Regions from separate parts of the Homo sapiens genome. Here all the other regions are linked to region 3. Evidence: chromatin loops called from intact Hi-C (ENCODE). Cell type or tissue: thyroid gland. All regions are shown on one strand.

Region 1 (8,000 bases), 270 kb before region 3:
TTTTTGAATATTTCAAAATAATTTTAAAAGATGCCATCAATAAGTCCAGTTCCTAAATGCATCATCTTTAGAGAAAATGAAATTTTTAAAAGGAATAAAAAGCACATACACAGTGACTGGGCATGGTGGCTCATGCCTGCAGTCCTAGCTACTTGGGAGGTTGAGGCGGGAGGATCATTTGAACCCAGGAGGTTGAGACTTCAGTGAGATATGATGGCACCATTGCCTTCCAGTCTGGGTGACACAGCGAGACCTTGTCTCAAAAAAGAAAAAAGGGGGAAAAAGGGACATAATGCTTCACAAATTAAATGGAACAGGCCAATGAAGCTTTGATGGTCTTTGAACTCTTAAAATAATGACTGTCTTGGCATGGACGGGGCAGGCTGATCCTTGGGCTGCTTGCTGTGGTCCAGAGAGCTTACCACCTGTGCTGGGACTGGGGACTGCTACCTGCCTCAGTGATGTGGTTCTGGAGAGAAAGTGCCTGGCAATGGAGAGAGGCGTGGGAAAAGAACCTGCCTCAGAAGATACAATCATGCTGAGATCCGTACAAAGAAATGAATGGGGATGATAATGATGGTGCGTCAGGGAGGATCCCAGGCTGCAGCCCCTGGTCCTATGCAGGAAGGGTTATGTGTCAATTCTGCTATATGTCAAGCGCCATACATTACAAGAAAGTATCTAGGTTTTGACAAAACAATTTAAATTCTAGGAATTTGCCATAACCCAGTATGTACACAGAGAATGTTAATCTTGGAGTTAGGGGAAGCCTTCGTCAATGGGAAAGATGGGATAAATGCATTAAAGTTCATGCACTCTATGCAGCAATTGAGAATCATGTTGTAGGGGTGTCCATATAATTATCATAGGAAAAAGTTTACTATGTGCTGTTATATTGAAAAAGCAGGTTACAGTTCAGTAAGCACAATATAATCATATTTTCATGTAATAAATATAGTACATGCACCTATTCTAATTTTTCTACAATTGTATTCATTTTCTATTGCTGCTGTAACAAATTACTACAAACTTAGTGATTTCAAACAACACAGATGCATGTATCATTGAGAGTTCTGTAGTTTAGAAGTAAGTGGTTCTCACTGATGAATGTGACGGTGTTGGCAGGGCTGTGTTCCTTGCAGAGGCTGTAGGAGAATTCTCCCCTCATCTCTCTGGCTGCCTTCGGCCACCCTGTCTCGTGGTCCTCACCTCCAGCTCAAAGTAGCAGCAGGAGGTCGAGTTCTTCCCACACCACACCAGACACCCCTGCCTCCTCATCCACAGCTGAGGACCCTGTGGTTACACTGAACACACCTGGGTGATCCAGGATTCTCTCCCCACTTCAGGGTCAGCTGATTAGCAACCAGAATTCCATCGGCCACCTTGACTCCCCCGTGCCACGCAACCTAACATTCACAGGGTCCAGGGATTAGGGCATTGCTATGGTGCTGATGTGTGTCCCCTCCACATCCATGTTGAAATGTGATTCCCAAGGTTGGAGGTAGGGCCTCGTGGGAGGTGTTTGGGTCATGGGGGCAGACTCCTCTCAAGGGACTTGGTGCCCTCCCCACAGTAAGAAGTGAGTTCTCGCTCTGTTAGTTCAGGTGAGATGGAGTTGTTTGAAAGAGTCTGGGACATCCCTGCTCTCTCTCTTGTTCTCTCTCTTGCCATATGACACACCCGCCTCCCCTTTGCCTTCCACCATGATTGTAAGCTTCCTGAGGCCTCACCAGAAGTTGAGCAGATGCTGGTGCCATGCTTCCGGTACAGCCTGCAGAACTATGAGCCAAATAACCCTGTTTTCTTTATAAATTACCCAGCCTCAGGTATTTCTTTATAGCAAGCAAAACAGACTAATACAAGCATGGATATATTTGGGGGCCAGTGTTCTGCTTACCACAACAATATACATGTATTCATTTTAATTAGACAAGAAGAGCTAGGAAAGCCAGAAAGCTCTTGTCATTTTGTATCAATTTTCATTTCAGCATTAACATTCCCCTTCATTTCTGTAACCGTAATTCCCATAATTCTCAGTGTTCTAAATTTACATTAATCCAATCTCATTCACTTCATATCATAGCTTTTCCATTTCTATGTTCTTGATTAATTAGGCAATTTTATTTTACTTTTGTTTTCCTAAAATGTTCTGTATTTCTTGAATCCTGGCAATTTTGAAAATACGTGTCTATTGCCTTTGACTAGAGTAATTAATGACTTACCTGGGTGTCAGATTCTTGGGCACGATTTTTTCCTCTCTGATGATCCTGAGGATCTTTTCTCCTGGCATTAAATATTGCTGGTAAGAAGTCTAGGGATAATTGAGCCCTCTCCCCACAACAGTTCTGTGAAGAATTGTTCATTTGAAGCCACTAAGACTGTTGCAGTAGAAAACTAATATGGTCATGCTGCTGAGGACCCTTTCTGGGATTCCTTAAGCCCAACCATATTCCAGACTGGGTTGAGGTTGTCCAGTCATGCTGTCTCAGCGTGAGATGCAGGCCTCTGCCCCAGACCTGCCCAGCCCTGGGTGGATGCCCAGCTTTGTCTACTGCTCCCACTTCCTTCACAGCTTAGGGAGGGAAAGGACAAAACTATATGGATTTTAGCCCAGAAATGGCTCATCTGTGGGAGAAGGGACCCTTAACACAAGACGCTTAGTGTGGCCTTCTTCCTGGGCTGCCCAGGGTTCTGGCATTGCTTTCTTTCCCCTGTGGTAAATTTCTCTGTGCTCAACATAATGAGCTCAGGGTGGCCAACTCCAGCCATGCTTGCCACCAAAGACAGTCAAGCGGGGGTCCTGACGGTTGTTCTGCCCCTGGGGAGAAGGGGCCTTCCACTCTCAGTGGGAGTTGGAGTCTCTCCCTACGTGGCCTCTGTTCCTGGTGGGCAGGGTGTGTCCACCTCCCTGAGGTGCGTGGCCTTCAGGGAGGAGCCCTGGGATCTTCTCACCAGCTGTCTCTAACTTTATGGTGTGGGGCTGATCCTCTTTCTCACTGTGAGTGCAGCTGGCATTTTATTTTTCTGTTGTTGCTCTTCTGTGGATATGTACTTTGTAAGGTTTGGGGCGGAAGGTTTCGTCAGCGCCCATCTTTCCTGGAGGACGACCTGAGTTTGGAAGATCTGGAAAGCTCAGTGCCCTGCACCTCCCCCGGGGGCTTCATTCCTCCCTTCCTGCACCTTCCTAGGGACTCCATCTCTCCAGCCCCCCCGAGAGGCTGTGTTCACTTTTTATCCCTCCCATTTCACCTAGTGAGAGACGACATGCATTTCTAATCCATTGAAAGGAAGATTTTACAACTATTTTCTGACTCCTCTAACTTTTAGAAATGAACTTTACCTCAAATATCTACAACTCTATTCCCCAGTTGACAGCTAAGAAGAGCACATAATCTCTTTACAATCAAATAAGCACCATATAACATGGACTGTGCAGTCGGGCAGGTGGGAATTCAACCTGCCTCTCCCATTTGCCAGTTGATAACTTAGTCTCTTGCCTCTCTGGATTTTGATTTCTTTGTTAAAAATTTAAAAAGGTGGTAATAGAATGACTCATGGCTGCAGTGCATGGGAACTGCCTCACATCCTCCTGGCAGGGTGGGGAGCAGGAGAGGAAGCTGAGGTGCAGTCACAACAGTGGCCTTAGCTGACCCCACAGGGAACACCAAGCTGGATGGCCCTGCAGAGGGTTCCTGAGCTTGGTCAAGGGGCTTTAGGTCCACATGAACTAGTCGCTGGAGGCAAAGGGCCCCCAGGAAGGGCTGAGTCATGGGACAGTTGCCTCTCTCAGTGGAGGCCAACAACCTCCCCACCCTGGGGAAGAAATTCTTTGTCCCCAATGGAGAACCTGGGTGGCTCCCAGTGCCCATGAGTAAGTAGGAAGCTGTTATTCCTTCTGAGAACTCCCCTGCTACCCCAAGTCTTCTGCTGATCCCCTCAGTGACCTGGCTGGAGCCAGAGGGCACGGGACTCCAGGTGATCAGCTTATGGTGGCAGGACAGAAAATGGGTCTGGGCTCAGGGCAGGCAGAAAACAGCACACCCAGCATTGAGGGCCACCTGGCTTCTCCCCCGGGCCCGTGCCTGGTCTTCAGGCTGCTCACCTGGAGCAGATACTGCTGCCTCCCTCGTGGACACATCACTGGAGGCAGCCGAAGGGCTTGTCATCTAAAGGGCTTCATGAAATGAAGCTCAGAGTTTGGCTCTACCGAGTGCCTCTGTGGGAGCTGGGACATTGACAGTGTGCCCGGGTCATCTTTGCAGCCAAAGCCATGTCCTCCCATTTCTCACTTCATTAGCAGAACACTATTCCCAAATGTTTGATTTCCCCGGGAGCAGGGTTGCAAGACTGCTCCTAAACTCATTTCCAACTCTTAATAATAGAAAGCCATCTCTCTACAGGGAAGAAATGACTTTTCTTGGAGATACTCTGGGCTTTGCAAACATTAAACAACTATTAATAAATATGAAGTTGGCCTTCGGTGGCTCACGCCTGAAATCCCAGGACTTTGGGAGGCCGAGGCTGGTGGATTGCCTGAGCTCAGGAGTTCGCGACCAGCCTAGGGTACACGGTGAAACCCCGTCTCCACTAAAATACAAAAAATTAGCCGGGCATTGTGGCATGCACCTGTAGTCCCAGCTACTTGGGAGGCTGAGGCAGAAGAATGGCATGAACCTGGCAGGTGGAGGTTGCAGTGAGCTGAGATCACGCCACTGCGCTCCAGCCTGGGTGACAGAGTAAGACTCTGTCTCAATAAATACGTACATACATACATACATACATACATACATACATACATACATAAAATGAAGTTGCTGGACCAGATGAGGGCTTTAGGCAAAGAAGCAGGAAGGCTTTTTCTATCTGGCTTGCTGGGCATGTGGCCATTTCTCTCAGTTGTGGAGAAGCCCAAACCTGTGTTTGCTCTGTGAGGGGCCTGAGGGGCCTCATCTCTGGGCCATCACTTTGTTCTTGGTAGAAGGCTTTTGCCGGCATCTGTGACCTGAACCTTCAGCACTTGCATGATGCAGGTAATAAGCAAAGTGGCTTCTAGGGCATCTATGATGTCTGGCAGAAGAGCTAGGGAGCTGTGGGCTTTGGCAAGTGTGAGGACTCCTGAGACTGAGGAACCAGCCACTCGTCAGGCACAGGGGCTTGCATATAACCAAGGCTGCTCTGTGTAGCAGTGAAGAGAGCAGGTGATTTTTTTTTTTTTTTTGAGACAAAGTCTTGCACTGTCGCCCGGGCTAGAGTGGCGCAATCTTGGCTCACTGTAACCTTTGCCTCCCGGGTTCACGCGATTCTCCTGCCTCAGCCTCTGAAGTAGCTGGGATTACAGGTGCACACCACCACACCTGGCTAATTTTTTGTATTTTTAGTAGAGATGGAGTTTCACTATGTTGGCCAGACTGGTCTTGAACTCCTGACCTTGTGATCCGCCCACCTCGGCCTCCCAAAATGCTGGGATTACAGGTGTGAGCCACCACACTCGGCCAGTGTTTGTGTTTTTAAAGTGGCTTTGTGAATCGTTTTTTGGGGTTTGCTTTTTGTTGAGGAACTTTTGAAATGGTATCTCTAACATTCTGGATTATCTAAATATCTCTGGATTTTTCTCTTTCTACTGAGTTTGAGTTGAACAGAATTGTTTTTGAGCTTCAATGTCCTATTAAGAGGTAGGATTTGTTTTCTGTAATTTAGTCTTGAAGATAAGCAGCCGGCCCCTCTGGAAGTTGTCCCTCAACTGCCATCTTCATGCCCTCATCCCGAGCTCTCTGGGGTATCACCAGGAGCACCTCATTGGTGATGTGAGTGTGCTGTTGTTATCAGAGTGGAAGCCCCTGGAAACACTCCGTTAGGGAAATGTGTGTCTGTTTCTCTGGGTGCCCGGGGTCAGCAGAGCACCTATAGGCACAGGGGAAACAGAGGAACCTTATGGCATTTCAGTTACTGCTGTGTAACACAACATCCCCAAATATCATGTGTCAAGCAATACAACCTTTTCTTTTTTTTTTTTTTGAGATGGAGTCTTACCCAGGCTGGGGTGCAGTGGTGCGATCTGGGCTCGCTGCATCCCCACCTCCTGGGTTCAAGCGATTCTCCTGCCTCAGCCTCCCGAGTAGCTGGGACTACAGGCGCACACCACCATGCCCAGCTAATTTTTGTATTTTTGGTAGAGATGGGGTTTTGCCATGTTGGCCAGGCTGGTCTCGAACTCCTGACCTCAGGTGATTCACCCATCTTGGCCTCCCAAAGTGCTGGGATTACGGGCATGAGCCACCGCACCCAGCCCACAGCTTTTTCTTTCTCGTAATTCTGTGGATGGGAATTTGGACAGGGCTTAGCTGGGCAACTCTTCCACCCTACTTGGTGTGGGCTGTGGCTGATCCTATGGCTGCATTCAGCTGGGAGCTTGAACTGGCTGGGACATCCAAGCTGGCCTCCATCCTCCAGGGCCTCCTCCAGATGGCCTTGGCTTGTCCATGGATCTAGCTTGGCTTCCTTGCAGCATGGTGGTCAGGCTCTAATCGGGAGAACATAGAGCTCAAAGCATCTGAAGAATTGGACTTGAAAGGCCCAGAAGTTCACATTCTATTGGCCAAAGAGGAAAGGAAGGAGAGTCTCGGCCTCACAGACCAGAATAGGGATTAAATGAGTTGTTGTGTGGATGTGTCTGGCATTAGTAAATATCCTGTACACCATAGCTGTTTGCATTGTTATGCCCCTTTAGTCATTAAGTCATTAGATAATACTCATGGTGCAGGGGTGGAGGAAACAGCCTGTCAGAGGCAGTTTCGAGGGTCAGGAGGTTTGCTCAAGGAACTCCATGTGCAGAAGGACTCAACCCTGATTGCATATTACAATCACCTGAAAATCGCCCGGCCAGAGCCCCACCCAGGTGACTTCAACCAGTCCTGGGGTAGGATCCAGGTGTGGGTATTTTTTAAACTCCCCAAGTTAAGTTATTGTCATGATACAGCTATTGACCATGACTGGTAAGAGTTGTTGATTCAGTGAATGAAAGTGTGTTTAATTTTTTTTTTTTTCTGAGACGGAGTTTTGCTCTTGTTGCCCAGGCTGGAGTGCAATGGTGTGATCTCGGCTCACCGCAATCTCCGCCTCCCGAGTTCAAGCGATTCTTGTGCCTCAGCCTCCCAAGTAGCTGGAATCACAGGCATGCACCACTATGCCCGGTTAATTTTGTACTTTTAGTAGAGATGGGGGTTTCTCCATATTGGTCAGGTTGGTCTCGAATTCCCTACCTCAGGTGATCCGCCTGCCTTGGCCTCCCAAAGTGCTGGGATTACAGGCGTGAGCCACGGCGCCCAGCCTTAAATTGTAATCAAATAGCACTTTTCAAAAAGCTAACTATAGACAAGAAGGTGCTGGGTCCCAGAATGTGAAAGTACAGGAGGCTTAAGTTAAACATCGACGGCCCCTGAGCCCTGCCTTTCCACCAACAAACCAGCCAGGCTCCCAAGAAAAAAAGATGCCCCTTTGTTACATGAGATGAACATCTTAGACTGATCTATTAATGAAATAAATGTACAATTTGAGACTAAACAGCTGGACAGGAAGATGGGATGGGTCTGACTTCAGACACTATTGGCTGGTGCAGGAGCAGGAGGGAGGCAGAGTGGCGGTCTGTGCCCACTCGTGCGTTCATTTGTGACTATTATACAAGTAGTAGCACTCCAACATTTATAGTGTAGCCTCGGAATTATGCAGAATATATTTGCAATCTATTTTTGGTGGCAGAACTGGAAATAGAAATTTAAAAACCTGAGAGAGAGAGAGAGAAGAAAAGGAGGTGGGAAGAGCAGGAGCTTCATATTCCAGGTGGAAAGTTGAAGTCATGAAACCAGACAAATCTCTCTTTCTTTCCTCTAATTAATTAAAGGTTGTAAAGTCAGGGTGTGGGCTGGGTGTATTCCCTTTATTTTTTAAAACCATGTTTGACAGCTCCAGGCTCCCAGGATTTCATCAGGATCTCAGGTGCGCTG
Region 2 (8,000 bases), 810 kb before region 3:
CAGAGTCTCACTCTGTCACTGAGGCTGGAGTGCAGTGGCATAATCTTGGCTCACTGCAACCTCCACCTCTCAGGTTCGAGCGATTCCCCTGCCTCAGCCTCCTGAGTAGCTGGGACTACAGGCGTGCGTTACCACATCTGGCTAATTTTTGTATTTTTAGCAGGGACGGAGTTTCACCATGTTGGCCAGGCTGGTCTTGAACTCCTGACCTCAAGTGATCCACCCGCCTTGTTAGCCACGGTGCCCCAGCCAGGAGGGTTTAGAGCAGCGCCCCACACATGGTAAACACTACAGAAATGTTCACCAAATGCACACCCCAACCCCAGGGTTCCTCCATGGAGGTGGCGTGGCCTGCACTGTTCTCACCCATGGCTGAGCAGGGTGTCCTGAGATGGAGGGGCCAGGCCCTTCTTGCTTGCACAGTTGGCTTTCTTCCTAGAGCAAGTTGATCCTGAGGCTGGGGAGACATCCCCATTCTGGTGGGGTGGTGGTGTGCAGGTGCCTCGTGGGTCCCAAGAGATGGTTCTGGGGCTGTGGAATAACTTTAGACAAGTTTCCTTCCCCATGCCTATCCCTGATGTGCCCTGCATTTAATTTGTGGGCTTGGGACTTCATTAAGCCATTACTTTTAATGCCTCTTTTCTGGTAAGTTATGTAAAATCCTTGGATCTTTTGGAAATTCTAGTTTGGGCATGTGTAGGCAGAATGGTTTTGTTGTACCCCGGAGGTTTTCCTAACGTGTTTTCCTTGTTCAGACCATCAGTGCTATAACGGCTCAGGCATGGATTACAGAGGAACGGCAAGCACCACCAAGTCAGGCCACCAGTGCCAGCCGTGGGCCCTGCAGCACCCCCACAGCCACCACCTGTCCAGCACAGACTTCCCTGAGCTTGGAGGGGGGCACGCCTACTGCCGGAACCCCGGAGGCCAGATGGAGGGCCCCTGGTGCTTTACGCAGAATAAAAACGTACGCATGGAACTGTGTGACGTACCCTCGTGTAGTATGTATTCTCTCTCTCTTTTTTTAATGTGTTGATTGTTGAGTGAACCTTGTGATGAGGGCGTTCTGTCCTGACCTGGGTTGGGGTGTGCCTCTGTACGGTGGCGACCAGAGACCCCTGATCTTACCACAGTGACCATTTTAAATAAAGCTGTTGGGCCACGCGTAGTGGCTGATGCCTATAATCCCAGCACTTTGGGAGGCCGAGGTGGGCAGATCACTTGAGGTCAGGAGTTCAAGACCAGCCTGGTCAACATGGTGAAACCCCATAAAAATACAAAAATTAGCCAGGTGCGGTGGCACATGCCTGTAATCCCAGCTACTCAAGAGACTGAGGCAGGAGAATCACTTGAGCCTGGGAAGCGGAGGTTGCAGTGAGCCAAGATTGTGACACTGCACTCCAGCATGGACAGCAGAGTGAGACCCTGTCTCAAAAATAAATAAATAAATAACGCAAGTTATTGGTTGTTATGAAAGTAACATCTGACCATTACAAGACATTTTAAAATATAGAAAAGTCTGAAGAGTAATGTCAGATCACCCCTAATGTTACCACCCAGTAGTGACTTGTTTGCGTTTTGGCCCACCCCCTTCCATCAGCCCTTTTCCCATGTATGGATGGTCCTGGGATATTCACTTTGACATTTTGTTTCTCCATTAACATTATCTCCCAGTGCGGTGGCTCACAACCTGTAATCCCAGTACTTTGGGAGGCCAAGACGGGTGGATCTCTTGAACCCAGGAGCTTGAAACCAGTCTGAGCAACATGGCAAAAACCCGTCTCTACAAAAAATACAAAAATTGTCCAGGCGTGGTGGCACACCTACTTGGGTGGTGGAGGTGGGAGGATTGCTTGAGCCCAGTAGTTCAAGGCTGCAGTGAGCCATCATGGTGCCACTACGCTCCAGTCTAGGCAACAAAACAAGACCTTTTCTCAAAAACAAAAAACAAAAAACACCATTATTGCTCAGTAGTTCCTAATATTCGTAAAAATATTTCCCTTCCACCCACCAGCTTTTGAGCTTTTCACTGCTTCTCAGATTTTACACTTAGGTTTGGTGGAGTGAGGCGAAAATAGAATTCATTGCTTGTCCTCATTCCTTGCAAGTGTGTCTGTAATGTCATGAATATGGAAGCTCACGTGGCTGATGGTTGACAGCTTCGACAGTTCTCACCTCTGTCTTAGTCATGCCCGGTTCACCAGTCCAGGCAGCAGGGTAACCAAGGCTGGGCTGGGAGCTGGAAGCAGCAATTGGTGAATGAGTGGGCACCCGCGGATAAAGAGAGAGCAGCCGGTGAAGCGAGGCTGGGCTCACCATGCACCTGGAGATCTCCTCCTGGGGTGCAGGCCCGCGTGTCTCTACTCCGAAGTGCAGGAAATAAACACTGGCACTAATGACCTTCCTGATGTGTGATTCAGCAGCTCCAGATTTGGCATTGCCTCTGGCTCAGCAGATCAGACACAAATCTTCAAGAATGTGTTCATTATGGGAGAACAAATTTTAAGAATGAAATTATCAGTCATTCAAATTGCGGTCTAGGCACTCTGGAGCACTCCAGACCTTAAAGCTGTCCTGCAATGAAGGATGGCCCTGTGCCCTGTAAGGAACAAAAGCAGGTTGTAGGACAGAACTGTGTTAGAGGTGCTTTTTTGCTTATTGTTTTGTTTCTGGCAAAAGGAAAATGAGTGGGAGTTTGTGTGTGAGCACACACAGGCTCCTGACTTTTACGAGGTTTTGGAAAGATGGATATCAAACTTTTAGCAGTGATTTCCCCAGACCTACAAAAGTGTTCAAATACAAGACTTTTTTTTTTTTTTTTACAGTGAGTAGGAATTACTTTTGTAATTAAAAATAAATCAAAGCATGAAAAAAATGTATGATTTTGGACCAGTCAATTCTTAGAATCTTGTATCGCAGGTTTGTACTTACAGGGCATAAATGGAAGGATATTTATTGCAGAATCACTTGTGAGAGCTAAACATAAAACAGACTGTTTATCAGTAGGGCTGGATGGGGCAGTTGGAGACGCCTGTGCTGTGGAGTGGCATGCAGCTGTGGGAGAACACACATATCTATCTGCTCCAACATGAGCTGCTGTCCAAGAGATTTTATTCTGCCAAAAAAACAGGAGCAGGAAAATATGGATGACACGATTCTATTTAAAATCAAGTTCATTTAGGCCGGGTGTGGTGGCTCACGCCTGTAATCCCAGCACTTTGGGAGGCCAAGGCAGGCGGATCACCTGAGGTCAGGAGTTCAAGACCAGGCTGGCCAACAGTGCAAAACCCTGTCTCTACTAAACATATAAAAATTAGCCAGGCATGGTGGCGGGCGCCTGTAATCCCAGCTAGTCGGGAGGCTAAGGCAGGAGAATCACTTGAACCCAGGGGGCAGAGGTTGCAGTGAACTGAGATCCCACCACTGCCCTCCAGCCTAGGAGATAGAGCGAGACTCCATCTCAAAAATAAATAAATAAACAAACACTCTGTCTCAAAAATAAATAAAATAAAGTTCATTCAACATTCGAATTAAGAAAACCATATAAAACTACTGTGTCTATATGTCAGAATAGTTGAATATCGGTTGTTCCATGTGGTTCAACCTAAAATATACATAAAGTTAGGAGAACACGAAACTTAACCATTTATAGCCTTTGGGAAAGAGGACTGTTAGAAATACTATCTTTTGAAAGGCCACATTTCTGTAATACTACAGTTTTTCCCAGTAAGCATGAGTCATGTTGGTAATGTTAAGTAGATAATAAAAGCAGGTGATGGTGTCAGTGTGAGCTCACACCTCTGGTCTTGGCGTGAGAGTGGCCTGGACTCTCCTGCTAACCTTAATAATGAAAAATGAACCAAACCCTAGTAAAAAAGAATGAATCGGCATCCCCAGTGCCCCGAAGATTTCTGGAACACCTGCCTCAGAACCCTTTCAGAGGGGAAGCTGCTAGGTGGGGCCAGAAGAAAGTTTTGTTTGTGGTTTTACTTGATTTCTTCTTATTTGGGGGAGCAGGGGTGGGGCAAGGCTGGGTTTTGGGACAAGGTGCTTTTTTCCTAAGGTGGCAGTAGCATGTTCACTTTTAGAACCGAGTTAGCTCTTTTAGGCCTCACACTGACCAGAAATCACTTGTTTGCTTCCAGATGAGAAGCGCTTTGCCCCCTGGCCATGGGGCCCTCTAAGTCTGATATAGTTATTTGCAAGGTTAAGGAGAAAACAGAACACCGTGGTTTTCTGGGGATGTGGGAAAGTGGCTCTCTAGAGAACTCACCTTCCACCAGGCTTAGGGTCAGCGTCCTGAAACGGCACCACTTTGTCTTACATTCAATTGCTTTGACGTGTGGGGTGCTTGGGGCCACGCAGCCTGGGAGGAGCCAGCCCTGCCTGGAGTCCTGCTCAGAATCTGAGGTCACCTCAGCCTGCCTGGTGTGCCCCCTGTACCTTTCTGTAAATCCTGTAGAGGGAGACAAAGAGTTACTTTTCCCTGTGATTTAAAAAAAAAAAAAATGCAGGGAAGGTAGCTGGTGGCCTTGAATCTTGGTACCCAGTGCTTTCCAAGAATTCTTGTGCCCCTGTTGCATATTGTATTGGGTCAAGAGCATGGACTACTGGTGCTCTTTTAAATCTAGTGCATGTTTAATTATTACCCTAAAAGAATCTGTCATCATTAGATAAAAATGTGAAGAAAACATTAAAATGTTGAATGAGGAAAAGGATCGTGTCTAATCCCAGTACCAAGTTTCACTCACCTTGGACAAGGGTCTCCAGTGAATTTCATGAACTTGTCAGTAGCTGGGGAGACCTTGATAAAAGTGAAATTGGGCAGAGCACCTATCTCCGATGGTATTCAAACATCAGGAACAGAAAGCGGATGTGGTCGTTATTAAGATCATTAGAATTCATTTACTTTTTATACTGCATATTCCCGCTTGTTTCCAGGTTGGGCAGTTTTGGGTTTTGTTTCCCCAGGATGCAGCCGGGTGTGCATTTTTTGGTGCATCATGTTTTTTAAGGTGTGGTGTGCCCTTTTACCCCATTGTGTAACTTAGGTGATGACACACGTGCACGTGAAGATTTTGGCTGGAGGTGGAGAGTGGGTTGGTAGAGAACTTAGAGTAGAAAAGGGATGTTTTCTGAAAAATCACGAAAGCCTTATTGTTCACAGGTCCCCGAGACAGCAGCAAGATGGGGATTCTGTACATCTTGGTCCCCAGCATCGCAATTCCACTGGTCATCGCTTGCCTTTTCTTCTTGGTTTGCATGTGCCGGAATAAGCAGAAGGCATCTGCGTCCACACCGCAGCGGCGACAGCTGATGGCCTCGCCCAGCCAAGACATGGAAATGCCCCTCATTAACCAGCACAAACAGGTCTCCATGCCTTACATTTTCTACCCGGGTGGCTCTTCCAGGTTTAATCCTCAGGGGTTGTTTCCCCCAACATTAAATGTCTTAATTTACTTGATACATAGCACATAATTATTTTAAACTCCGCTTCATTTTGCCATTTTTTTTTTCTGTAAACTAGATCAGGACATGTGTGCTTTAGAAAATAAATGGCAGGCGTGTTGGGAATTCACTGCCCCAGAGTCCATGGGCCTCCTTCTGCCTGGACCATGCTGCCCCTGTGGGCCCCAGCGAGTGTCCTCACTGTCCAGGTGCCTCAGCTCTGCCCAGAAGACACACAAGAACAACAGGGCTCCAATGCTCCCCATAATTTTTCTTGACACTTTTGGGTTGGGTTGGTTTTGCTTTGTTTTGTTTACAGGGAAGGATAGGAGAATAGCTCTTAAATGGGAGTAGGTGGACAGGCTACCACTAAAAGGCCACCCCTCATCCCAGAGCAGCCTTAGATGGGGGTGGGGCACTGAAATACAACAGATGAGAACATGTGCTGCAGCCTCTCCAGGTTGTGTTGTAAAAGGGCATTTACACTCATTGCAAGCCGTAGGTAACATCATTCTCAGCCAGCTTTGCAGGGGCTCTTCAAGGTGGCCAGGAGGGAGCTGATGCACTTGGCTCTTCAGTCCCAGAGTCGGTGAGAGTTTGCTATGGGCAGGGGCTGGCCAGCGAGGAGGGCACAGAGCCCCGGGGCTTGCACGGAGGCCCAGGAACCTCTGGGGAGGATGAGGGCTGGCCACACGGGAGGAGCTGGTGTCATAGAGGCCGAGAGAGATGCAGGGTTCTCAGGGCTCCTATCACCTGTGGGGTACTCTTTCCAGGAACATGTTTAACAGAGACCCTAGTCAAGAGGCCCATGGACAGGCCCATTGAGGGAACCTCTGTAGAACAACTGGCTTGGACTCTTATAAGTGACAAAATTGCCAAGACAAAAATGTCGTGGGAAAGCCTCTGTGGGGTCCATGAGAAAAAGACATCACATCTCACGTGATGTGTCGGCACACATGGGGGTTGGAGGGAACCTGGCAGGGTATGTCCGGGGCAGCCCCAGGGCAGCTGGTGCCTGGGCCTGGCTGTAGGGTGTGTGTGTGTGTCCACACATGCACAAGTGGGAAGGAAGTCAGTGTGTCCCAGCTGGATTTTGGAGGGACCTTATTTGTAGCCTGGTTGGGATCTGTGGAAGATTGCAGATGGGAAGCAACCTTGGCATCAGAGCCGTATTTAAGGTTAACTAGAGAGCTGTGGGTGGGCAGGCCAAGGCTGGGTGGGCAAAACCAGCGGGTCTTCTGCAAGGCCCCCCTAGTCGTGGCCGCACAGGGACTCCACTCCTCCCGGCTGCTCTGCAGCTTCCTCCAGGGCTGCGGTGACAGTGATGTTTCACGTGGGGCTTTTCTTCTTGACAGGCCAAACTCAAAGAGATCAGCCTGTCTGCGGTGAGGTTCATGGAGGAGCTGGGAGAGGACCGGTTTGGGAAAGTCTACAAAGGTCACCTGTTCGGCCCTGCCCCGGGGGAGCAGACCCAGGCTGTGGCCATCAAAACGCTGAAGGACAAAGCGGAGGGGCCCCTGCGGGAGGAGTTCCGGCATGAGGCTATGCTGCGAGCACGGCTGCAACACCCCAACGTCGTCTGCCTGCTGGGCGTGGTGACCAAGGACCAGCCCCTGAGCATGATCTTCAGCTACTGTTCGCACGGCGACCTCCACGAATTCCTGGTCATGCGCTCGCCGCACTCGGACGTGGGCAGCACCGATGATGACCGCACGGTGAAGTCCGCCCTGGAGCCCCCCGACTTCGTGCACCTTGTGGCACAGATCGCGGCGGGGATGGAGTACCTATCCAGCCACCACGTGGTTCACAAGGACCTGGCCACCCGCAATGTGCTAGTGTACGACAAGCTGAACGTGAAGATCTCAGACTTGGGCCTCTTCCGAGAGGTGTATGCCGCCGATTACTACAAGCTGCTGGGGAACTCGCTGCTGCCTATCCGCTGGATGGCCCCAGAGGCCATCATGTACGGCAAGTTCTCCATCGACTCAGACATCTGGTCCTACGGTGTGGTCCTGTGGGAGGTCTTCAGCTACGGCCTGCAGCCCTACTGCGGGTACTCCAACCAGGATGTGGTGGAGATGATCCGGAACCGGCAGGTGCTGCCTTGCCCCGATGACTGTCCCGCCTGGGTGTATGCCCTCATGATCGAGTGCTGGAACGAGTTCCCCAGCCGGCGGCCCCGCTTCAAGGACATCCACAGCCGGCTCCGAGCCTGGGGCAACCTTTCCAACTACAACAGCTCGGCGCAGACCTCGGGGGCCAGCAACACCACGCAGACCAGCTCCCTGAGCACCAGCCCAGTGAGCAATGTGAGCAACGCCCGCTACGTGGGGCCCAAGCAGAAGGCCCCGCCCTTCCCACAGCCCCAGTTCATCCCCATGAAGGGCCAGATCAGACCCATGGTGCCCCCGCCGCAGCTCTACGTCCCCGTCAACGGCTACCAGCCGGTGCCGGCCTATGGGGCCTACCTGCCCAACTTCTACCCGGTGCAGATCCCAATGCAGATGGCCCCGCAGCAGGTGCCTCCTCAGATGGTCCCCAAGCCCAGCTCA
Region 3 (8,000 bases):
TTTAATTTTGCAGCTGTTCTGGGGATCTCATGATTCATAAGGAGCCCTACAGATCTAGAAGGTTGTGTGTCTTCTGCTCTAGAATCAGAACCAATAGGACATATATAGATATGTGAGACATTATAGGAATTGGCTCATATGTTTATGGAGGTGGAGAAGTCCCATGATCTGCCATCTGCAGGTTGGAGACCCAGGAAGGCTGGTGGTGTAACTCAGTCTTAGTCCAAAGGCCTGATAACCGGACGAGCTGATGGTGTGAGTCCCAGTTAGAATCCAAAGGCTCTAGAACCAGAAGCACCAGTGTCCGAGGGCAGAAGATGGATATATCAGCTCAAGCAGAGAGAGCGGATTTGCCCTTCTTCTGCCCTTTGGCTCTATCCAGGCCCTCAGCAGATTGGATGGTGCCTACCCACATTGGTGAGAGTGGATCTTCTTAGTCTACTGATGGAAATGCTCATCTCTTCACAAAATGCCCTAACAGACACACACAGAAACAACGTTTTACCAGCTATCTGGGCATTCCTTAGCCCAGGCAAGTTGACACATAAAATTAACCATCATAAGTCCACTTCTTGTCAACTTAACACCAAAAGGCATCTTCTTAAACTATGCTAATCTTCAAATAAAGACAATACCAATGTCATGCTATCTGCCTATCTTGCATACAACCCAAAACTCACTAATCCCTTCCCCACAAGAGAAGGCAAGGGCCTTCGGTGATGTTTACTCTTCTCCTTGATATCTCATAATTTAAATACTATAATGTAAGATTGACAATACTTAAGTATTCATATAAAGTCAATGTATTGTGTGTTACAGGATAAGGGAATAAGAGAGGAAAGAAAAAAAGATATTTGCTTACTTTGCATACACACAAATGTATTCTTAACAAAACAGGGAGAAAGTACTCATAACAGTTACAGTCCTGGTTTCTGTAACTGGTCACATGGCCACAGTAAGTATCTATAACCACTTTATTCCACCGACGCATTCTGTATTCCCTTTGCCTTCAGCAAGCCCCTCAGGTGGTTATGAGTTTTTACCTGGTGCAGTGACCCAAACCTTCATTCCTGAATTTTCCATTGAGCTTAATCACAAGGCATAGTAATACTAAGAGACGCCCTAAGGAATTTCCTATGTTCTAGACATACTCTTCCTTACTTCCATTGTGGAGCAGCAATCCAATTTCCCTTTGATAGTCAAGATCAATCACCCCAGCCAGCAATATCATTCTCTTCTTGGCCTGTTGACTCAGAGACACGAAGAGCCCACAATGGCTGGATGACAGTCTTCATTTCCAGTTGGAAGTTGTGGAAGTTGTAGAAATTATGGAATCATTGTTGCATCTCCTGGTGGAAGCATTCTTCCCTCTGGAGCTAAGACATTTAGGCTAGCAGGGCATAAAGTTGTGGGAACAGGAAGCAAAAATGTTGCCAGTGGCTCACTAGGGGTGATGGTGAGTGGTGTATCTCCCATTTCCACTGCCTGATTCCCGGACCAGTGAGTCGTGGCTATGGGACAAACAACACCATCGATTGGAGGCTGATTCAGAGTGTATAGTTTATGTCCCAGAGTCATCTCCCTGGGCATGGATGGGAACTTCCCAGAAGAACTATGGGGAGCTGGTTATTTGACATATTGAGCAACATGTTTGGCTTCACAGTAATGTGCCCAGGTAAGTCCCTTACCTCTGTTTGGTGCTGTCCATAGGCCGCCTTGTCAGTTAGCTGAAAGGCAGTGAGAATACATGCGTAGGAATACATAGCTTCTCTGTAATCCCAGCACTTTGGGAGGCCGAGCGGGGGCGGATCACGAGGTCAGGATTTCAAGACCAGCCTGGCCAATGTGATGAAACCCCGTCTCTACCAAAAATATAAAAAATTAGTTGGATGTGATGGCATGCACCTGTAATCCTAGCTATTCAGGAGACTGAGCAGGAGAATTGCTTGAACCCAGGAGGCGGAGGTTGCAGTGAGCTTAGATCGCACTACTGCACTCTAGCCTGGGCAACAGAGTGAGACCCAGTCTCAAAAAAAAAAAAAAAAGAAAAAGAAAAAAAAGAAATACATAGCTTCTTACCACCCAGGAAGGACCGCCAGTCACTCCTTTTGACATTCCTCAAAATTTCTTTTGGATGTGTCAAGAAAGTGGCTCACCTTTGGCTTTGCTTCACGTCTGGAAATCAAGAAAAGCTGTGAGCCAGCCCTGAAGTGGGATCTACTCAAGACTGCCGATGGCGCCCCCCCTGGGAAGGTGCTAGAAGGCTAGGCCGGGACTACAGTGGAGCTCAGAGCAGGTGGTGACGGGATCCCTGCTCTCAGTCCATTGCAGATTTTTGAAAATTAACTGTCCTCACCTGGAAAGCAGAGGCTGGATTAGATCTGAGATTCTTTTGTCACCTCTTTGGACCCTACATTCTGTAAGGTAGGGTCCCTCCACACCATATTGATTCAGCAGTACATAAATTCATTACTTTGTTTTCACATCTCCCTTAATCAAAGCCTGGACTAGCAAGCTCCAGGTGGGGAACCTGAGCACTCCTGTCATCCGGAATGCCTCCGGGAAAAGTGTGACGAGTCCTTCAGTTCCCAACAGCCCAAGGACTCCAGGCTGGAGGCTAGCAGGCCTGGGCGAAGGCTCCCTTCTAGCTAAAGCACGCTACATCCCACCTTCGGAGACCAAAGACTCCAAAATGACTGCATTTCAATGTCAAACTAACAGAACAAGTCCACACCAAGCTGACCTTTAGCAAGTGGAGTTAGAGAAACTCATTCCAATCCCCTCTGCTGGACAACACTGTGATCTCAAAGATTAGATATGGGTTCTCTGAATAGAGCAGTCATTTGCCAGTCACTTATTTTGAATATAAATCACTTAATACATTATTTCTGTACCTGTTGAAACGCGATTCCAATTGTGCATGCAGTTGGTGTCTCTTCCACTTTCATAAAAATAGGCATAACCTAGGAGGTAGGTAGCCTGTCCCTTTCCTGCCAGGTGGATGGCTGGGACCAGCTCATGCCCAGGTGTTGGCTGCCATCTAGTGGGCACTTGAGAAGTAGCCCTGAGCTGCTGTGCAGTCCAACTCTCAGTTGTCTGCCCCAAGTGGGCCGTCCCCGTGCGGAGAGGCACCCTGCAAGCTGCCTCCTTCCTGCCCTGGAGAGCAGCACTCTGGCCAGGCCTTCCCACCCCATGTCAGGGACATGGCTCCATGGCCAACCCCCACTTCTTGTCCTTTCCCTTCTTTTTCCTTCCCTCTGTCCTTCTGGTAATGTTTGCCTTTTAAAATTGGCAAGCCAATTTAATTCCCAAACCAAGGAAATTAACCCCCCGAAGTGAGAGAGAGTGCAGCAGCAGTGGGCAGTATTTGCCACTACTGCTTACTTGAGGAACTACCCTGAGGATGGCCATTCTTTATGTAAACCCCAGCCCTGGGGGGTCTACACGGTGAAACCCCAGAGCTCAGGGTCCCTTGTCTTACCTTGGGGCTTCAGGAATAAGCACTCATCAGGGATTGAGATTCACATCCTGGGCCCAGGAGCTCTGGATGGGAGGCTGCCTTGGGTCACGTCAGTCGCCGCTCATTATAACACGGTACTTGGGGCTGGGCACTGGGCTGGAACACAGTGGCTTTGGAGGGGCCCACAGCGTGGGCCACGTGGTGCTTCCCTGACTTAGCAGTGAGCCAGCAGCCATGCCCACATCCAACAGACCCAGAGTCCATGCTGCAGTTGTTGCTGGATGCCTGTGACCTGGGCTGGTGGCCAGAGGGACGGCACTGGAGCGGGAGACGTGGTGCCACGCCGGGCTTCCCTCAGCTTCAGGCTCTGGTCAGACTTCAGGGACAGCATCTCCTTTGCTCCTCCCCACGGCACCAGGCAACATGGGTGGAGTGGGACTTAGCGATGCAGCTCCGTCCATGGGGCTTGTGTGGTGGGGGCAGCTCTGGGATTATAGCTGCCCACCTTGGGGTACCCTGGCCTTGCAGGGTTAGAGGACAGAGCCAGAACATGCCAGCTGGACCTGGCCTGATCTTTCTACCAGTCTGTCTGGACAAACCTACACAGACAGGTCTGACCCCCAGGGAGCGGAAGCTGGTTGGGACATGGCCCTGGGCAGATATGACCCTCATTCTGTCACTGTTTTTTGAGCAGGGACTTTGGGAAACACCCACCTGTGCCTTTCACCTGCCCATTCCCCAGGAACGGTCTCACGTTGGGCGTCGGGTGTTGTTTTCACAGGGACCACCAGGTTTTTCAGCAGACAGCAGGGCAGTCTCAGAGCCCAGCATTGCCCTCCTGGCCTCCCCGGGTCCCAGCACAGCTCCATGCCTCCATGTGGGCAGCTTCATGGGTCCTGTCCCTGAAAAGCCCATGGAGTCTGCATGGGGTGGGGCAGTTCCCGAGCATGGAGGGGGAGGAATCTGGCTTCTAAGAGAGATCCCCCACCCCCATCCAGGTGACTTCTGGGCACCTGTCCCAGCCACCGAGGAGAGTGGTTATGAGGGGACATCTAGGATGTTATACAGCTGCTAAGAGATGAAAGTCAGGTGACTCGGAAGATCCTGATTCTCTGGCTGACGATGGGCACCCTGGGGCCCATGCAGGCTTGAAGTTGGGGCTGGGGGAGAAAACAGGGGCTTGGTCTGCTCTGGAGGGAAGTGGCATGGTGTCCTGCCAGACTGGCTGGTTTGAAAGTCGTCAGGAAAGACCCACAATAAGACACATTTATTGATGCTAATTAGCCATGGCTGAGATTGGCTGAATCAGAGTCTCTGAATTCAGACATCCTCACAGGCCAGTGTTTCTCAGCCCCAACACCACTAGGCAGAGGTAAACAATGGCAGAGGGATAGGACACTTCGAGTACAATGTTTGCACCTGGAATTCTCCCACCTGCCTTGCAGTGACCTGGTCATCTCGACAGGCCAGAGATGAGCAAGTCTTGGCTACACACGTGGGTGATGCTCCCCACGCCCTGCAGGCAGGGACCAGGCAGCTGGGGTCACCCAGGAGAGAGTGGCAGGGCGGGTGGCCCAGGCCCCTGGCTCTGAGATCATGCCCTCCTGAGCTCCATTGCTAAGGTGGCTCTGCTGAGCTGCTACTACCAGGACTGAGGTGTCGGGACAGTGAGTTCTGGCTGGGTCCTCTCCCAACACCCCCCACTTCCACACCGCTGTACACAGAGCCAGGGGCTGCACTGCCCTCCCCTCCTACCTGTGTGTGACTCTGACCCTGCAGGCTTGGGTGTCTGTAGTGGCAGACAGTTGTTTCTTCTCCTCTCTTGGGCCTCAGCGGACCCCAAGTGGTGGAGAGAGCAGGAGGGCATGGGGCTGGGTGCTCTTGTGGACTGATGGCGGTGTCCTGGGGACAGTTAGGCAGCTGCTATCATTTTCAGTGAGGATATGTGCCCTCTAACCCAGCAACAGTCAACGCCCAACTGCAACGCACAGCACACAGCACAAAATGGGTGAGCGTCCAGCTCCCCCCACAGAGCTGGAAGCAGCTTGTGGCAGCTGGTCCTGGGAAGCTGGCTCTGGGAGGCAGTGGAGATCAGGGGTTCATCCAGGACAGCCCCTGGCGTCCATGCCTGCCACAGCAGAAGTGAACAGAAGCTTTGGATACCCTCACAGGGGCTCTGGAGCTAATGTGATCCAGCAGAGTTGCCCCAGGTGGCCCAAGATGTGCACAGCTGTACACACCTGCACAGCCCCATCTCCAGCAGAAGCACCCCCATCAACCCCGGCCTCTGGCAGGAGGTCCAGCCTATGACGTAATGCTACAAGGTGGTTTAACATCTCACCAGAAGAATTCAGGGCCCTAATGAGCAGACCCCCCCTCAGGCTCTGGGAGAACCCAGGAACGTTTTCGGCTCAGTCCTGAGTGCTCCTCCCAGTGGCCCTGCCTCATGGCTATGGGAGGGTTATTGTACAGCTAAAAGCACTCAGGCTGGGGGCCCTCTTCTGCCTCTTCCTAGGATGTATGATCACATGAATATATATTTGGTGCTTGTGACCTGGGCTGGTGGCCAGAGGGACGGCGCTGGAGCGGGAGACGTGGTGCCACGCTGGGCTCCCCTCAGCTTCAGGCTCTGGTCAGACTTCTTCTGGTGAGATGTTAAACCAACTTGCAGCATCACGTCATAGGCTGGACCTCCTGCCAGAGGCCAGGGTTGACAGGGGTGCTTCTGCTGGAGGTGGGGCTCTATATATTTGAGAATAAGTGAGGCATTTTGGCCACAGGCCGTTGAGCCGCAACCTCTCTCCTGCAGCTTCCTGAGTGGTGGTATATTCACATTTGTCTATTCTTACAAATGGCCCCAGACTGGAGGAGGTGCAGGCCCCACAGAACTGGAGTGCTTACCACCTGAACCCCTGGAAGTGTCTCCCTCCTGAAGGCCCTGGGTCTCAAACCAGCTGCTCATTTGACTTGCCCAGGGGCTTTAGACAGCTGCCAGGCCACAGCCCAGAACCAGGAGCCAGCCTCATGGACTTTCACAGGTGAGTGCCCAGTGCCTGTAGTCAGGTAGGGCCCCATCTACATCACCCAAGAGCTGAGAGAAATGCAGCCCCCCAGCCTCCACTGTTGCAGGACCTTTCCTTAGTTCAGCTAAAGACTGGGTCCTTGTCTGTCCCACGGCCATGAAAATTTAGGCTTGCAGGCAGTTGGAGAGGGTGAGTAAAGCAGGGTTTTACTGGATAAAAAAGAAGAAAAGGGGGAAATGAGGACTCTTGCGAGGCCAGAGTCCCTGCTAGAGGGCTTCCTGCTGCCATTCAAATCTCAGGTTCTGCACACGAAGAGGAAGGGCCAGGCTCCTCCCAGCTGCAAACATCATGAACTTCCTGAGGCTCCACCTCAGTGGACAGGCTGGTAGGAGTTTCTCGAGGGACCCCCTCCAACCTGGCTGACTCATTATGACCCACTGAGGCAGAATCTGCTTTTCAATAAGATTCCAATAATTGTCAGGTACAGGGAGGTGTGAACTGTGAGCCCTGGAGTCCTTCGCCCCCTTTCCGGAGTCTCCCTGTGCACTTACCTCAGGGGCCCGGGGAGGTGGGGGCATGGCTAGCATGGTGGGGCAGCCGACCTGGGGCTTCCTGTCAATACCTGGATTCACTTTCTGGTGGTGGGGACTGGGCGGCTTAAGCTACAGAAGTTGATTGTCTCACAGTTTGGAAGTTGGGAGTTTCTTCTGAGGCCTCTCTTCTTGGCCTGCAGATCGTGTCTTCATGTCTCCCAGTGTGTATGCCTATGCAGGTTTCCCCATCTTCTAAGGACACAGAGTCCTACTAAATTAGAGACCACCTTATGGCCTTGTTTTAACTTGATCTAAGATAAGTTATAGGTCTGCAAAGACCCTATTTCCAAATAAGGCCACATCCACAGATACTGGGGTTAGGACTTCAACATCTTTCCAGGGCACACGATTCAACACCACTTTACCCAGAATGACTCAGGGTGGGCGGGCCTGTGCATCCCCTCCTCCTGATGTGCAGGGGCCACCCAAGGCCAAGACCAATGAAGCCAGTCCCCTGGAAGGCCCCAGCCTCATTCCTGCTCCCCCTAGGTCTTCAGAAGGCATCTTCACCAACTTGCTGCACAGCCCCAGGGTCCAGCTCTGAGGGAACCAACCACACTCAGTCACCTAGAATCCTCTCTGAGCTAGGAGTGAGGCCTTAATCTGGGTCCACTGGGGGTATGCCATTCACAGGCACTTGAGATGAAGCAGTGCACAGAAGGACAGGGTCCATCCGCACAGTGATATGAGATGAATTATGTCTGCCCCCAACTCCCTGCCAAAAACATATGTTACAGTCCCAACTCCCAGAACCTCAGAATGTGAACTTTGCTGATGTAATTTGCTAAGATAAGGTCATACAGGAGTAGGACTGCAGGAGGACACAGGAGAAAGGCCTTTGCAAGTCAAGAAGAGAGGCCTCGGAAGGAATCAATCCTGCCAACACTTTGATCTCAGACTTCCAGCCTCCAGAGCTGAGACCAT
Region 4 (8,000 bases), 770 kb before region 3:
GTGGTGTGATCTCTGCTCACTGCAACCTCCGCCTCCCAGGTTCAAGTGATTCTCCTGCCTCAGCCTCCTGAGTAGCTGGGACTACAGGTGCCTGCCACCACACCTGGCTAATTTTTGTATTTTTAGTAGAGATGGGGTTTCACTATATTGGCCAGGCTGGTCTCGACCTTCTGACCTTGTGATCCACCTGCCTTGGCCTCCCAAAGTGCTGGGATTACAGGCGTGAGCCACCGCACTTGGCCCCAGAAGTTCTTTACTGTACTATTTCAGCATCAAGTGAAATAAATTCTGTAACACTGGTGTATTAGTCAAGGCTCTCCAGAGAGACAGAACCAACGGAATATAGATAGATAGATAGATAGATAGATAGATAGATAGATAGATAGATAGATAGACAGATGAGAGGGGGGTTTATTCAGGAAATTGGCTCACGTGATTATGGAGGCTAAGAAGTCCCACCACAGGCTGTCTGCAAGGTCAAGACCCTGGGATCCTGGTAGCGTGGCTCAGCCCAAGTCCCGAGGCCTAAGAATGAGGGAAGCCGGGGGTGTAACTCTCAATCCGAGGCCAAAAGCCTCGGAACCCAGGGGGCCATTACTGTTAAGTCCTGGAGTCCAAAGGCTGGGGATCCTGGAGTTGTTGTCCAAGGACAGGAGAGGAGGAGTGTGTCCCGATGCCAGCAGCTAGGTGGACACATGACCCCTTTCTCTGTTTTTCTTCTTTCTGAGGCCCCGGCAGATTGCACGGTGTACCTTCCACACTGAAGGCAGAGTTTGCCCACCTAGTCCACACAGAGACACACTCTAACCTCCTCTGGAAACACCCTCACAGACACACAGACACACCCAAAAACAATGTGCCACTAGGCTTCTAGATATTCTTAATCCAGTCAAGCTGACGGCTAATATTAACTGTTGTGACTGGTATTGTCCTTTTGTTCTGCTACTTTTGCTGACTGGATATGTATGAAATGGCACCTCATTTAGATTTTTAAATGGACATTTTTAATTTGGTGTTCATTTTTTTTTTCCTGATTACTGGAGAGGTCAAACACCTTTTCACAGTTTCTGGTCATTTGGGTGTTTTCCCATCAATTGAGTCTTCATGTTTTCTGGCCATTTCTGCTGAGTAGTTTGTCATTTTCTTATTGTCCCACATGAACTCTTTACATCTTCTGGATACTAATCATTAGCTGGCTAGATGAATTGAAAATATCTTTTCTAGTATATTGCTCAAATTTTATCTTTCTTTATAATATCTGTCTCACAAAATCTTTTTTTCTTTTCTCTGTCACTCAGGCTGGAGTGCAGTGGTGCGATCTCGGCTCACTGCAACCTCCGCCTCCCAGGTTCAAGCGATTCTCCTGCCTCAGCCTCCTGAGTAGCTGGGACTACAGGCACGTACCACCACACCTGGCTAATTTTTTGTATTTTTAGTAGAGAAGGGGTTTCACCATGTTAGCCAGGATGGTCTCCATCTCCTGACCTCGTGATCTGCCCACCTCAGCCTCCCAAAGTGCTGGGATTACAGGCATGAGCCACCATACCTCGCCCACGAAATCTTTTACATTTAACATAATGGAGTTAACCAGATTTTACATGATGACTTGTGTCTTATTCAACAATTCTTTCCACATCCAGATGTCTCATAAATACCAGACAATATTTTCTTACAAAAAATTTAAAGTTTGCTTTTCACATTTAGGTATTTAATCTAGAATATATTATTTTAGTGTGTGATATGAGGTAGGAAAATAAAACGTACCTATTTTTCTGCAGGATAGGCAATTGTCCAGCACCATTTATTAAAAGTTGATGTTTCTCTATGAGTGTAACGCACTTCCGTGACACACCGTCACAGTATGCATAACACAGGAAGAAGTCTATTTGCAGACTGTTTTCTCCACTCGTTGATTCTTCTAAACACATTTTAAAAACAAATGCTTCTTGGCTGGGCGCGGTGGCTCATGCCTGTAGTCCCACCACTTTGGGAGGCCAAGACAGGTGGATCACTTGAAGCCAGGGGTTGGAGACCAGCCTGGCCAACATGGTGAAACCCTGTGTCTACTAAACATACAAAAATTAGCCTGGCGTGGTGACACACGCCTGTAATCCCAGCTACTCAGGAGGTTGAGGCAGGAGAATCACTTGAACCTGGGAGGCGGAGGTTGCAGTGAGCTGAGATCACGCCACTGCATTCCAGCCCAGGTGGCAGAGTGAGACCCTGTCTCAAAACAAACAAACAAACAAACAAACAAAAAACCACCAAAAACCACAAAAAAACCCACAAATGCTTCTTTAAAACAAATATATTCTATTTTTAATATTTTATTCTTTATGCTGTCATGTTTGCAGATACATTAAGTCAGGTTGAGAAATTACATTCTTATATCGCAATAAATGAGTCCTAATCTACTAACCTTATCATCTGGGCAGTAGAGCTGTATGCAGAAGAATGCCATCTTTTTGTTGTGCCTCTGAATTGCTTGTAAGGCCACATGACCAGTGCTGTTTTCTCTCACTTCTGATAATGGGGAGGAACTGGGATACTTGAGGGTCACCCTCCTAGGAAACCAGTCAGTAAATATTTGATTGATAGGTAGTTTCCATTTATCTACAAAATGAGATTACTCTTCATATGTGAGACATGGTTCTGCAAGTCCTAAGAGAGTTCATCATGCATTCTGTTGTTTATTTTTCTTTTGGAACGCCCTAGCTTTTCTTGACCAGGCAACCCATCATGAAATTTAGCATTGCAAAAATTCTGAATTGTTGGGTAATGAACCCAGTCTTCAGAATTTACATGGGGGAATCATTGTGGTGAGGTGCAGGGCACATCTTGGATTAGCTCTATTTTGTGAAATAAGATGTACTTGAGAAATAATCACTATATTTTTTCCTTTTTCTATTTTATATGTTTTGGGAATTAGTTGTGACAGTGTCTGTGGTGGGCAGAACCTTAGGTGACCTCCTCCAGGGTCCCCACATCCGGATGTTCACACCTTTGTGTGACCCCTGCCTTGACTGTGCGTGAGACCTGTGGCTTGCTTAGGCAGACACAATACGGCAAAGGTGATGGGCTGTCACTCCGGTGGTGAGGGTATGTTAGATTAGACTCTGTTGCCAGCTCACTCACTCTGGTCCCTCTCTCCCTGGCTGGCTTTGAAAAAGCAAGTTGCCATGAGTCAGTCCCAGACACGCAATGACACAAACTTTGTCTAACACACCACCCCAGGGAGCTTTCACAACCAAGCCCTGGGGACATCATGATTTCAGCCTGAGAGACCCAGAGCAGAGGCCTGGTTGAGCAATGCCTGTACTCCGACCCCCAGAACCTGAGAGATGATACATGCGTGTTGTTTGAAGCAGCAATAATGTTTGAAGTAATTGTTATGTAGCAATAGAAAACTAATACATTGACTTACAGATGATTTCTGAAAGTCATTTTCCTGGCTAATGCATACGATGGTTGGAATGTTCCAACCAATTCCACCGGGTTTGTTTTATCCAGATAAGAAATAGATAATGTTTATATTAACTCTTTCCCAGGGCCTATTACATTAACTTGTAGTTGAATGCTCACCCGCGGTTCTAAAACATGCGCTAGTTCCTACTTTCCCCTGCCTGTTTTATTTGTTCTCAAAGTCAGATGACTTGAGCTTGCAGCTCCAGCAGGGAAGGGTCCTTGTCTTTCCAGGTCACTGCTGTATCCCCCAATAACCAGCGAGGGCTGGGTACACAGCAGGTTCAAGAGATATTGGTTAAATAACTAGGTACATGAACAAATGGTTGTCATCACATTCTTAATAGTGTTATAATTCTCTGTCTCAGACTCTGGGGTAAGCGTTTTATGTACATTATCTCTCTCAATCACTACAACAGCCGTGCTGGATAAGTGGGACCAGTCTCCGCGGACAAGTGGAGACCTCGGGTTCCCAGAGTTTAGCGATCATCAGAGATCAAACGGAGATTCAGTGGCAGCACTGGAGATCGGACCGATTCTATTTAAAACACTTGTCTATTTAAGTATATTTAAGAACACACACACACATAAATATATATATACACACATATACATGCACGCAATATATACAGCATATATTTCTGTATAAATACATATATTTGTACTATACATTTATAAATAAAATTTTATTTTGGTAAATAAAATTATATATAAATTTAGCAAAAGGACTGAAATTCTCCGTCTACACTGATCTCTCTCGAGGGAGTGCAGTTTGGCAGCCCGGCTGCCCGAGGCTGTTTCCTGCCTGTGGGGTCCGTGCGGCGCCTCCGCGGGCTGTAGATGGCGCTCGAGTCCTGGCAGCGCCCGCTCCTCTGCGCCTTGGCAGCGCCTGTGTTGACTCCCGGCGCCCTTGGCTGGTGGGAGAGCGTATTTTCTCACAATTAATACAGATGGGTGGCCCCATTATGGGCGCTTCTTCATCTGTGAATTATTTCGTGTGAAGAGAAGTGCTTGCGCATGCTTAATTTCTAACCGCGATTCGGGGCCTCTGTGCCAGCCCCCGGGAGGGAAGTGGGAAAAGCTGGGGGGCTTCTAGGGATCCTGCTCGTGCCTGGAGAGCCGGGCGCCGGGGAAGGAGCGCGTGTGCGGAAGCCTCCTCTGAGCCTCTAAAGGACTCATGTCATCTCGGTAATCTCACAATATCCTTATGAAGGAGGCACGGTTATTAGACCCTTCGAAAAGAGGAAATGGCCTAGAAAAACTATTCTAAAGAATTGAACTGGAATAAAACTATTCTAAAGAAAGGGAATGGCGTGAGGCTGCTCCCGCCAGAGTCCGAGGCTAGCCCATCTCCACCTCGGGCACTAAAGGAGCGAAGAGAGCAGAGATCCCCTGCGTTTCTTCAGCAGTTAGTGCTTGTTCCTTTTTATCGTCAACAAGAAGGACCAGCAAAGCCATGGCGACATGCTGGCATCTCGTTTTGCAGGGTGTGACCCAAGGAACTGCGTGCTGTGGCCGTGGCACAGACGTCCCCAGTCCCCAGCCCCGGCCAGGTCCCCTCCTGCTGGGGTGGGGTGGGGCGGCAAGCAGTGGGGGCGGCCCATCCGCAGCCTCCCAGTGAGTGCTGGTGCCTTGGAGGGGGCCACGTGATATGTTGAGTGGGTGTCGGGGGGAAGGTGGGGGAAATGGTGTCACAGAGGTCTTTGATGTTGTAAATAATTTCTATGCCATCTTAAAGAGCCAACTGTGGAAAAATATTAGTCGAAACGGGATCCAACTAAACATGATAGGCCAACAAGGTGTGAAATGTGAGGTGTTGTATTTTACGTCGAGGCCAGCGTGAACAGATTTTAAGTCTGGTTTCTGTAGGGCTCCATGGCAAGGGGGCTGGTGGGGCACCAAAGACAGACATTTCCTGCAAGGCTGAGGGCGCCGGCCTGCCTTTCCCAGTGCTTCCAGTTCACTGCCGTTTGGCTGCCAGGAAGGCTAATGTCTGACACGCCCTCTTTTGGCATCAAATAACCAAAACTAGTCAGTTCTAGTAAATTTAGAAATTTACCAAGAGCTGGAGTCCCCTTTTCATTAAATCCATATGCTTACTGGAAGCTAACGGGGGTCATAATACAATATATTGAATGAGACAAACACTATGAAAAGAATTACACTAATTTTTGTTGTAGTAAAATCACAAACTTTCATTTGCATGATGAAAAAATACATATTGAGGCAGAACTCTACGATTGGCATGTTAGGTATGAAATTAAAGGCCTGGGAGCATGAAATCGTCCTTTAGTATCTGGGGCTGATAAGATTTTTAATCACTTTTATATGAGACCACAGATTATTTATAATCGACTCACTTAAATAGTCTAACTGATATGGTTGAGGTAACTTTAAAACATTTTTTGCTGAATGACTCACCCAGGAAGCTTTGAATCTGGAAGATTCTGCCTCTAACAGACTTCCAACCACTTCTCTAGAACCGGTGGCTTACCATTCCCTTCTCCCAGAGCCTATCCAGATGTTAACACACGACGACGCAGAAACCAGCACGCATTTATCCAGCATGCTGAAGGTAAGGACTGTGTTACCAGGATTCAGTTCAGACTTAGAAAGTGCTCAGTCTGGCCGGGCACGGTGGCACATGCCTGTAATCCCAGCACTTTGGGAGGCTGAGGCGGGCAGATCACAAGGTCAAGAGATCGAGACCATCCTGGCTAACATGATGAAACCCTGTCTTACTAAAAATACAAAAAAATTAGCTGGGTGTGGTGGTGTGTGCCTGTAGTCCGAGCTACTTGGGAGGCTGAAGCAGGAGAATTGCTTGAACCTGGGAGGTGGAGGTTGCAGTGAGTCAAGATTGTGCCACTGCACTCTAGCCTGGCGACAGAGCGAGACTCCGTCTACAAAAAAAAAAAAAAAAAAAAAAAAAAAAGAAGAAAAGAAAAGAAAGTGCTCAGTCTGTGTGGGTGGATTAAAATTGGAGATGAGTTTCATAAGGTAGCCCGAAGGATCAATCGACCTCATTTCATTCTACTCCTATGCCTCAAGAGATCCTTCCTGCATGCTTATTAGGGTATGAGAAGAAATTACTTACTTATTAAAATTCAAGAGTGGGACAGTAAAAAGAGAGTAGAGTGTTTAAAACCTTTTATTCCTTTGCTTTTCTGGAAGCAAACAGAGACTTATAGGCTATTGTTTTGCTGTTTGTCAAATATTTTGTAGGTGTGAAATTAATAATGAGTCAGGCAACTGTGCGAGATGCTGAGGATACAGCAATCAAATGCAGGGACGGTATCTTCTGGAGCTTCCAGCCTCACAGGAGGACAGTCAATCAAACGAGCACAGAGAGGGGGAAATTTAGTGACACAGAGTGCCTTCCCTAGACAGAGGTTTTTTGAGGAACAACATCCTTATTGCACAAATATTGCAGTGGTGTTGACGGAGTCCCTCCCTTTCTTCTCTCAGCCCTACATTCTATTCAGGTGCGTGGAGAATCCTGGGAATCTGCACACAGGTGCTGGGCAACACCTGGACCAAGAAACTTTTTGGGGTCTAGGGAAGCACAGGAGGTAGACCAGTAGTCTGGAGTTAGAACCACGTTTCCTGAAAAGGAGCAGAAGTTATCTAGACAGAAAGTGGGAAGTGCCTGCTGCAGGACTGGGGCTGTCCCAGGCAAAGGTTCCTCCTCGGTGCAAGCAGGAAAGGCATTGGAAGACCTGAAAGAAAATGAGTATGTCTGGAATGCAGTACCCAGAAAGGGTAGCCTGGGGAAAGAGGCAGGGAGACTGAGAAGGCCTTGATGAGAACCAGAGCCAGGAGGTGGACATAATTTACCCTCAGCCAAGGGAAGAGTCATCAAAGGGGTTGAAGCACAAGAATGACACGGCCACACCTGTGTCAGGATGAATCAGGTGGGGTATGGAGAATATATTCTCTGTGAAAACATCCAGGAAAATGCCACTGTCATGTCTCAGGTCTGTCTTATCTTAGGTTACCCAAATGACTTGCTTTATATTTTTGCTTTGTCTTGTCTTTGTTTGTAACTTAAATCCATTAAAACAGTTGCAGCCGCTGCATCACTAGGTGGTATAACCACATGCAGTATCATGTCAGGGCCACAGTAACAGAGGCCCACAGGCCGAGTACCTTAAACAGCAGAAATCTAGTTTCTCACAGTCCTGGGGGCTGGAAGTCTGAGATCAAGCTATTGGCAGGGTTGGTTTCTTCTGGGGTCTCTCTCCTTGGGTTCTAGATGGCTGTCTTCTCCGTGTCTTCATATTGCAGTCCCTCTTTACCAATTTGTGTCCTAATTTCTTCTTATAAGGACATCAGTCATATGGGATTAGGGCCCACCCAAATGGCCTCATTGAAGCTTAATTACCTCTCTGCGGACCCTCCCTCCTCATACAGTCACAGTCTGGGGTATTGGAGATTAGGACTTCAACATATGAATTTTGGGGTGTTGTGGGGAGATGCAGTTTATCCCATAACACTCTACTTAAGTAAAATGCTTTTTCCAAAATGTTGCTGCAGAA

The links. Hi-C counts contacts between places; a loop is a spot of excess contacts. Peaks named below come from ENCODE experiments on the same cell type or tissue, not always from the same donor. Only the 100,000 strongest peaks of a DNase experiment are listed, where the experiment ranks them.
Region 1: it touches region 3 in a loop (3-fold over the local background); 16 of 110 quality-filtered maps call a loop at or near these places.
Region 2: a loop joins it to region 3, with 6 times the contacts of the local background. A loop is called at or near these places in 71 of 110 quality-filtered maps.
Region 4: it touches region 3 in a loop (3-fold over the local background); 85 of 110 quality-filtered maps call a loop at or near these places.

The regions. Positions count from the first base shown.
Region 1 is chr9:91,182,632-91,190,631 of GRCh38, reverse strand. LINC00484 (long intergenic non-protein coding RNA 484) reads right to left here. Exons shown (of 3, transcript NR_135306.1): 3 at 7,870-8,000. Among named protein-coding and RNA genes, the nearest start is that of LINC02937, 23 kb to the right of the region's middle. RefSeq lists an enhancer at 2,098-2,267. In thyroid gland, no CTCF peak of the experiment used is centred here; no DNase peak of the experiment used is centred here.
Region 2 is chr9:91,723,911-91,731,910 of GRCh38, reverse strand. It overlaps ROR2 (receptor tyrosine kinase like orphan receptor 2), which reads left to right. Exons shown (of 9, transcript NM_004560.4): 7 at 756-1,001; 8 at 5,168-5,370; 9 at 6,804-8,000. Among named protein-coding and RNA genes, the nearest start is that of MIR3910-2, 92 kb to the right of the region's middle. In thyroid gland, CTCF peaks have their summits at 4,239 and 4,444; no DNase peak of the experiment used is centred here.
Region 3 is chr9:90,910,123-90,918,122 of GRCh38, reverse strand. No RefSeq gene overlaps it. Among named protein-coding and RNA genes, the nearest start is that of LINC02957, 83 kb to the left of the region's middle. RefSeq lists a silencer at 2,964-3,113. In thyroid gland, CTCF peaks have their summits at 2,223 and 3,032 (motif pointing left); DNase peaks (open chromatin) are centred at 2,222, 3,062 and 3,702; H3K27ac peaks cover 2,532 bases.
Region 4 is chr9:91,678,210-91,686,209 of GRCh38, reverse strand. No RefSeq gene overlaps it. Among named protein-coding and RNA genes, the nearest start is that of MIR3910-2, 46 kb to the right of the region's middle. In thyroid gland, a CTCF peak has its summit at 4,300 (motif pointing right); a DNase peak (open chromatin) is centred at 4,309.